Regions from separate parts of the Homo sapiens genome. Here region 1 is linked to region 2. Evidence: chromatin contacts called from ENCODE Hi-C data. All regions are on one chromosome and are shown on one strand. Each heading gives the region's core, a stretch centred on a gene start or an enhancer-like site at or near the end of the contact. The rest is flanking DNA. Distances are from core to core; before and after follow the strand shown. Region 1 has its middle 54 kb from the start of LINC00399. Region 2 holds the start of LINC03032 (long intergenic non-protein coding RNA 3032).

Region 1 (3,916 bases), core at 134-2,633, 670 kb before region 2:
TGGTTTGGTTGTGTCCCCACTGAAATCTCATATTGAATTCCCATTTGTTGTGGGAGGGACCCAGCATGAGGTAATTGAATCATGGGGTCAGGTCTTTCCCAACTGTTCTCATGATAGTGAATAAGTCTCACAAGATCTGATGGTTTTAAAAACGGGAGTTTCCCTGCACAAGCTCTCATTCTTTCTTGCCGCCACCATGTAAGAAGTGCCTTTTACCTTCTGCCATGATTGTGAGACCTCCCCAGCCACGTGGAACTGTAAGTCCATTACACCTATTGTTCTTCCCACTCTTGGGCATGTCTTTGTCAGCAGCATGAAAACAGATTAGTACACCTATTGATGGACATTTATGCTGTTTTCAGTTTCTTTCAGTATTTTAAATAATGCTACAAGGAAAATTCGGTGCAGGCCTTCATGTAGACATAGTAATATACCTGTAAGGTAAATTTCCCAAAGTAAAATTGGAAGACCAAAGTAAATATGCATTGCATTTTGACAGACATTGGAAAAATGCTCTCCAAAGAGATTCCACCAACTTACACTCACACCAACAGCAAATGAGACCATCTGTTGGCCCACATCCTGTGCACAGTGTGAAAGATCAACTTTCCAATCTTTGCCAATCTGATAGGTTTTAAAAAATAGCATCTCATTTCGATTTGTGATTTAATTATGCATGAGATTATGCTTCTTTCTTTTTCTTCATATTGGTGTATGTTTGAACTGCTTATTCGTATCCTTTAAATAATAAACTGTAGTGGGGTCAAGCTGGGCCTGGTAGCTACTGCTGATGCTATTGAATTATGGTGAGTTAATCTAAGCAAGAAGCTCATGGGCCATGTAATTCACCCCAAGAAATGTTTCTGAAGTTGTACGGGTTTTTTTGGCATTGATTACAGGTTTAACGACTTTTACTCTCAAAATGCTTAATTCACATTACATATGTGTGTATGTTTGATTACACCAATGTTTCTGCATACTACTGCAAAATACTCTTTAAAATCTGGGGTCACATCCTGTTTCACAGATCTGATAATGAGTAAAGCCAAACTCTTAGCTCATGTTTGGGTATCTGGCCTCCATTAAGCTGCTGTCTCTATTACCACATAGTCCATTCAACATTCTCTCAATGTCTTGGAGGTGTTAGGGCAGAGGCTGGCACTGTACGTATTAATAAGATGTCCGGCTTAGTGACAGGAGGTCTTGTTTATTATAATGAACAAATGAAGGTGTTTCAAGTATATTTATGTGGCTGCTTAAGAGCCAACCTCCACTGCTGTGAGACTTAGTAAGAGGTGGCTACCAAGGACCTGCTCCTGCAAGCCTGTTCCCAGGCTCCCCCAAGCATGGCTCTGGGACACGGTGAGAGCTTTCTGTGAGCTTGTGTGAGACTCAGTCCCAGACAGAGGCTGCCTCCCACTTCTCAGCTGAATCCTGGGCTTTGGAAACCCTATTGTGTGCCAATATAATCAACCTACACATGATGTCACAAGACAGAGAAAACACTATAAATGGTATCCAAGTTCATGGCACTGAGTCTCCAAGGGCTGTGAGAGAAAAGGTTGGTAATGCTGGCATGATTGCTTGGCTGAAAGAAGGGCCATGGCAGGAAAGATGTAACTGAACTGAAGATGCAGCCACTGCTTCAACGTAAGACCTCACCTCGTTAATTTGGGTGATCAGAAAAGCAGACATTACCTCCTCCTGTCAATCGCCTTATTTTGGTGAATTCTTAAATAGCCTCTTAGCCACTGTTGTGACTCAATAATTGTGACCTTCTAACAGTTACCATGGAAAGAATTCCTAGATTATAAATAATGACAATGTGAGTTTCCTAGTTACCAAGTGTATTTATAAAATGAATTCCAAAGGTACATGACATTTAATTCCAGCCTATTTTTAGACACTAAAGGATAATAAAGGAAAATACTTTTTTTCCAGAAGAGGAAGAATTGTAACATTTTTCCAAATCTAGTTATAGAGCAGCACATCTATATGACTATAAGGAAAAAAAGGGGGGTTTTAGTAATATACTGTCCTTGGCAATTTAAAGGGAGCATTTACAATAATACAGATTTCACAATTAAATGGAGTCTCCAAAATCATGTATAGAATTTGATCTATACAAATTATCTTGGAAATAAAAAGATATAGTGTCCTTTAATAATTTTTTAAACACATAAATTGGGAAGACTTTTATGCCTTCTACTTTACAAAGTATTTCTTATTAAAGGAAATCATTATGTTTCATAAAGAACTCTTTCTTATTTTTTTTAATAGACATGATAGGGTCTTGCTGTGTTGGCAAGGTTAGTCTTGAACTCCTGGTCTCAAGCGATCCTCCCATCTTGGCCTCCCAAAGTGCTGGAATTACAGGACTGAGCCACTGTCCCTGGCCCTTCATAAAGAACTCTCGGAAGCACAAGTTTACCTAGTCAAAGAGTTACAATCCAAGAAAGAGGAGTGAAGATTCTGAAGGAATACATTACAAAAAAGAAAAGCTACTAAATGGTGTCTAAATCACATTTTAGTGTGCTGCAGAAATGACAGTTCAAAAAAAATTAGAGCAATGGAAATACAATAATTTTTATGTCCTGTCTAGTATTTTGTCTTTTCCAAACACTGTTCCAGGAGATACTTCAAAGAAGTTGATGTATAATGTTTCTTAGACTTGCATGCAATGGTCTCATAATTGAAACATTTTCTTCTTTCTGAATCTTGAATCAAATCCTATCTCTTGTCCATACTCTGAAACATGAAATTTGAGAATGGCTATGGTCCCTTTCTCCATCTTGAAAGCCAGCAACAGCAAATGGAGTCCTCCTCACATTGCTTAATTCACATTCTGTGATCACATCACCGTGACCTCTTCCATCCCAAGTCTCCCCCAGACTCTCACCTCCTGCCTTCTTCTCCCTCCGATGATGACCCTTGTGGTGACCTTGGTTCCACCTGGATAACCGAGGATACTCTCTCCATCTCAAGATCTTTAGCTTTTAACTTAATCACATCAGTAAAATCCATTTGCCACTAAGGTAGAACATACACAAGTTCTGGAGATCAGGATGTGGACCTCTTTGGAGAGGGGGACCATTATTCTGCCTGCCACAAGCATTTGTTTATTCTCTCAAAAATATTTCTTGAATATCTACTATATTCTTGATACAGTGCTGAACAGATGATTAGAAGGAGAATGGAGGGTTACCAGGGTATCTATGCATAAGTCTAGTAAAGGAATCAAAGGACTGGTGTTTGGGGCCTAGCATTTTCCCTTCTAATGCTTTTTCTATGTGTTACTCATTTTCTTCTTTCTTTTCTTCCAAATCTATAGGAAATCACAGTGTTATGAAATTAAAAGGTATTTTTGACTAAATATAATAATCACATTAATTAGTTTAGTTAATAGCAGGCAACTCATTATCCAAATTACAGCTCAATGTACTAGAAACAAATTAATACAAATTTTGTAATGATGCTAGTTGCAGGTCAATTTTAGTTCCAGAAAGAAGCCATGACTAGCAATTACATGCCTTCCTTTCTTTTCAAAGCTGTCATCTTTGAAGCATCCTCAAATGTTTGAAATAGAACTGGGTCAGATCTAGAAGCTAAAGTTTAGTGAAAAGACCATCATCATCAAATTCTGAGAATGCAAGGGAAATCAAGTCAATTATCAGCATCCCTGTAGATTTCAAGGTCATTAGAAACAGCAATGATCCTTACATGTCAGGGCAAAGACATAGCAGATTCCAGAAATGCTCAGAATATTCGACAAAATTCTGCCAGTGCCACCCCAGACTACAGCAGACTACAAAAGCCAATGCCTTTGCAACAAACAGGAAGGGGACATGGAGGAAGAGAGAATGGAAATTTGCAGCAGACAGCTGGGATCCCACACAGCAGTAGTGGCCATGGGAAC
Region 2 (3,943 bases), core at 1,365-3,864:
GAAATAGTCATCTTTGTGTACTGCTGGTGGTAATGTAAATTGATGCTGTTTTAGAGGGAAAATGTACAATATCTATCAAAATTTAAAATGCTAGGCTGGGCACAGTGGCTCACACCTGTTATCCCAGCACTTTGAGAGGCCGAGGCAGGTGGATCACCTGAAGATAGGAGTTCAAGACCAGCCTGGCCAACCTGGCGAAACCCCATCTCTACTAAAAACACAAAAATTAGCCAGGCATGGTGGCGCATGCCTGTAGTCCCAGCTACTCGGGAAGCTGAGGCAGGAGGATTGCTGTAACCTGGGAGGCAGAGGTTGCAGTGAGCTGAGATCATGCCACTGCACTCCAGCCTGTGTAACAGAGTGAGACTCCAACTAAAAATAAATAAATAAATAAATAAAAATTAAAATTAAAATGCTGATACTTGTTGACCCATTCCGGGAAGATACCCTACAGATATGCCTGCACATGGTTATTTATGGCAAAATTTTTGGTAAGAGTGAAGTGTTAGAAAAGCAACTCAAGAGTCCACAAAAGAGGACTAGTTAGAGTGTGGTACATCCATAGTATGCAATATATGCAGCTGTAATGAAAGAATGGAGCAAATTCTATGCATATTGGTGTTTAAAGCTCTCCAAGGTAGACTAAATTAATCATAAAAAAGCAAAGTCAGACATGTGAATTGTATGCAATCTTTTGTCTAAAAAACTCAAGAAAAAAAGAATAAAAATATATTTATTTTATATGCATTAATACATACTAGAAGCAGATAAACAAATGATTGTGGCTTCCTAGGGTGGTAGAGATGGGCACAAGCAGGAGGTGAGTGAATGGAACAGGAGAGATTTCTCAGTGTTTTACTTCTTATTTTTGAAGCATATGAATGTTACCTATTCAAAAATTTATGTTAATAGGTTTACAAAATAAATAACAACTTAAACAAGTTTAGGTCACAGCTGGTAGATTCCAGACCTTAAATGGACCCACCCTGTATCATGCAAACTTTCTAAAGATAGAATGCTTTGTAGCTAAGCGCTAAGTGTTCCTGTTACTCCTCTCATGATAATAAAAGAGTAAAGAGAAGTATTGATAATAAGAGCTGGTGTCCTTGGAGCATACCTTGTATGCTGGGGACACGGCTCAGTGGTTTGTGTTATGTTGTATACTCCATGATTATAATGACCATTTCATAGAAGAACCTACTGAGGCATAGAGAGGCAGAGGCGCAGCCCCAGGTTCACAGTTGGTTATTACAGAGTCAGTGCTCAGGGCCAGCCCCACCACATTGCGAGGCAAGGTCTCTTTCAGGTGCTGTGTGCTGTGGCATTCTGCCATCCCTGGGGACACACGGTTACCCAAGGGGCAACATTCCACCTTGCAATGAAAACCTTAATCGGGGACTTGCTGTGCCCTGTGGATGTTTTATCTTCAGAGTAGTCGGCATCAGGGAGATGCTGGGTTTCCCAATCAAGAATTCATCATCCACAAAGCTGAAGATGAAACCCAGCCCCCCGCTGCGGACATTCACTGTACCCCCACACTGTGCACACATTGTGGCGTGTGCAGGGCACACCTCTGTGTCCTCTGGTCAGTCCCTGACGCAGTGATGGGGTAAGCCACGCCATTCACCACGTTTATGTGGCACCCACCTGAGATGTTGACCCAGTCTCTGTGAGTCACCTTCTGTGAGTGATTCACTAGCAGTCCATGTTCTTCTATGCCACAGCATCCGTGTCTCCTGCTTCTCCCCTCTTCACCTCTCTTGGACTTCGTCTCATTCTCCCCTGGCCCTTCCCTGCCGCTCCCCCTGGCTCCCCGCGTCTCTTCCTTCACCCTCTTCCATCCTTCTCCCCTCTCCCCACTAGCAGTTGTGCCAGGCTCCTTAGAGACACGACCTGCTGTTTCTCTACTCTGTTGTCCTCCACAGCCTTCTGTAAGATCGAATGTGGAAGAAACTGCCCATTCTGCGAATGTGCTTGATAAACGGAAACGCCAAGAAGATCCCTAAATCCATGTTATTTTCTAATGGTAGCTTCTGCGACCTGTGAATTCTATGGAAAGGAGCTGGCTATTTTTGAAATCAAGGAAATTGACTCTATATTTAAGTAAATTCTATAGCTAAGTAAATACAAATATTATACTTAAGTAAAATTCTATAAGTAAAACAAATTTCATATTTAAGTAAAACAATTCTATGTTTAGGTACAAATTCTATATTTAAGTAAATTCTATCTTTAAATAAAACTGTATTTCTAAGTTTTCCCATATTAGTTTTGTCCCTCCAGAGACTTTAATATGTAGGTCTAGAGATGTCTACGAAACACGACAGTGAAAACCAGCACCTGCATGGACCCATCTGTGTGTGGTTGTAAATCAGCAAGTTACCAAGCCAAATGCACCCATTTCACTTTCTCACCATGATTAGACTGTGCTGTGTCATAGGAGGAAGAGGGGGCTGTCACAGGGCAGCAAGCAGACATGCCTTCATCTTCATATGATTTCACTATTTTGTAAATGGTTTCTCAGTTGCTTTATAAAGTTAAATAAACCTGCATTGTGTAACCCAGCAATTCCACTTCTAGGTATTTACCCGAGACAAAAGGAACAATATCCACAAGGCTGTGTGGCTATGTATAGCTGCTTTAATCATAATAGCCCCAAACTGGAAAGAACCTAAATGTCCATCACCAGGCGAATGGGCAAACAAATTGCGGTGAATTCATATCATGAAACTACTCAGCAATAAAAAGAAACAATTCCCTGAGTACCTAACAGTGTGGACGATCTAAAACCATGCAGAAGAAAGAAGCCAAACAGATAGAGTGAGTCCCCCTCTACGAAGGTCAGGAACTGGCAAAACTGACTTGTAGGGAGAGAAGTCAGATCAAAGGTGGGAGGATTGTAATTGATGGGAACGCCCTCTGGGTGATGGGAAAGTTCTGTATTTTGACATGATTTGGGTTATATGGATGTATGCACTTGTCAAAACTGATTTTAACACTTAATGTCTGGAAATTACACTTCAAAACTTTGTTGAATCACTTTGTTGGTCCTTTCCATCGCCTGCTTCACAGACCAGGGGAATGTACCTTTTGGTAAAAGCAGAAAACAAACAAAACGATGAGACCAGAACTACGGCAACCAGCCCAAGCACCACTTCGAGCTCCAGGAAAGCTGTGTGATGCTGAATAGACTGCTCAACCTCTCTGAGGCTGGTGTTCTTATCTTCAAACGGGGATAAAAGATCTACCAGTCTAGGTGAGTGTGCACAACAAATGGTATATTCATTTGCTAGGGCTTCAGTAAGAAAATAGGACAAACTGGGTGGCTTAAAACTGCAGGAATTTACTGTCTTATCATCCTGCAGGCTAGAAGTCTGAAATCAAGGCATCGGGAGGCCATGCTCCAAGACTCTGAGTGGAACCCTCTTTGCCTTTTCCTGACTTCTGGTGGTGCCGGCGGCCCTTGATGTTCTTGGCTCTTTAAGCATCTCTGCAACCTCTGCCATCATCTTCACACAGCGCCCTCCCTGTGCATCTCTGTCTTCATACGATGTTTTCTTCTTTTCATGAGGACAGCAGTTATATTGGGCTACAATCCACCCTACTCTAATATGGCCTCATCTAATCATACCTGCAATGACTCTATTTTTAAATAAAGCCACATTCAGAGGTACCCAGTTTAGGACATGAACTTTTCGGGAGACACAGTTCAACTCATCACAGAAAATAATCAGGGGTCTGGACATTCTGTGTCAATGAGATTGAGCCACTAGTTGTTAATAGTATTTCACTCATCTCTGCTGATATTTTTAAAGAACATGTGAAAGGGGTGAGGTATCTGATAGAAAGCCCTCCCTCATGTAATTGATGAGATAAGGGTTCTAATTTTCCCCACAGAAGTTATAAAGAGCACCTGAGCTGTCAGCCAAATCAAATTGCCAGT

The links. Hi-C counts contacts between places; a loop is a spot of excess contacts on that map. Pooled maps may share reads with other maps.
Region 1: a loop to region 2 is called in a map of ascending aorta, with 2.5 times the contacts of the local background. The contact joins the enhancer-like site here to the promoter of LINC03032 in region 2. A Hi-C loop is called at or near these places in 2 of 168 maps with a recorded cell type or tissue (aorta and ascending aorta) and 3 of 50 pooled maps.

The regions. Positions count from the first base shown.
Region 1 is chr13:109,452,933-109,456,848 of GRCh38, forward strand. No RefSeq gene overlaps it. Among named protein-coding and RNA genes, the nearest start is that of LINC00399, 54 kb to the left of the region's middle. RefSeq lists an enhancer at 1,721-1,996. Within about 2 kb of position 1,384, at least 2 of the 41 ENCODE cell types and tissues checked have a DNase peak (open chromatin) inside an H3K27ac peak, as active enhancers do; they include ascending aorta, where a contact is called at or near this core.
Region 2 is chr13:110,119,088-110,123,030 of GRCh38, forward strand. It overlaps LINC03032 (long intergenic non-protein coding RNA 3032), which reads left to right and starts at 2,615. Exons shown (of 3, transcript NR_148221.1): 1 at 2,615-2,840; 2 at 3,073-3,256; 3 at 3,366-3,943. The region is part of intron 1 of LINC03082 (long intergenic non-protein coding RNA 3082); the gene reads right to left. RefSeq lists enhancers at 1,563-2,062, 2,717-2,816, 3,299-3,943.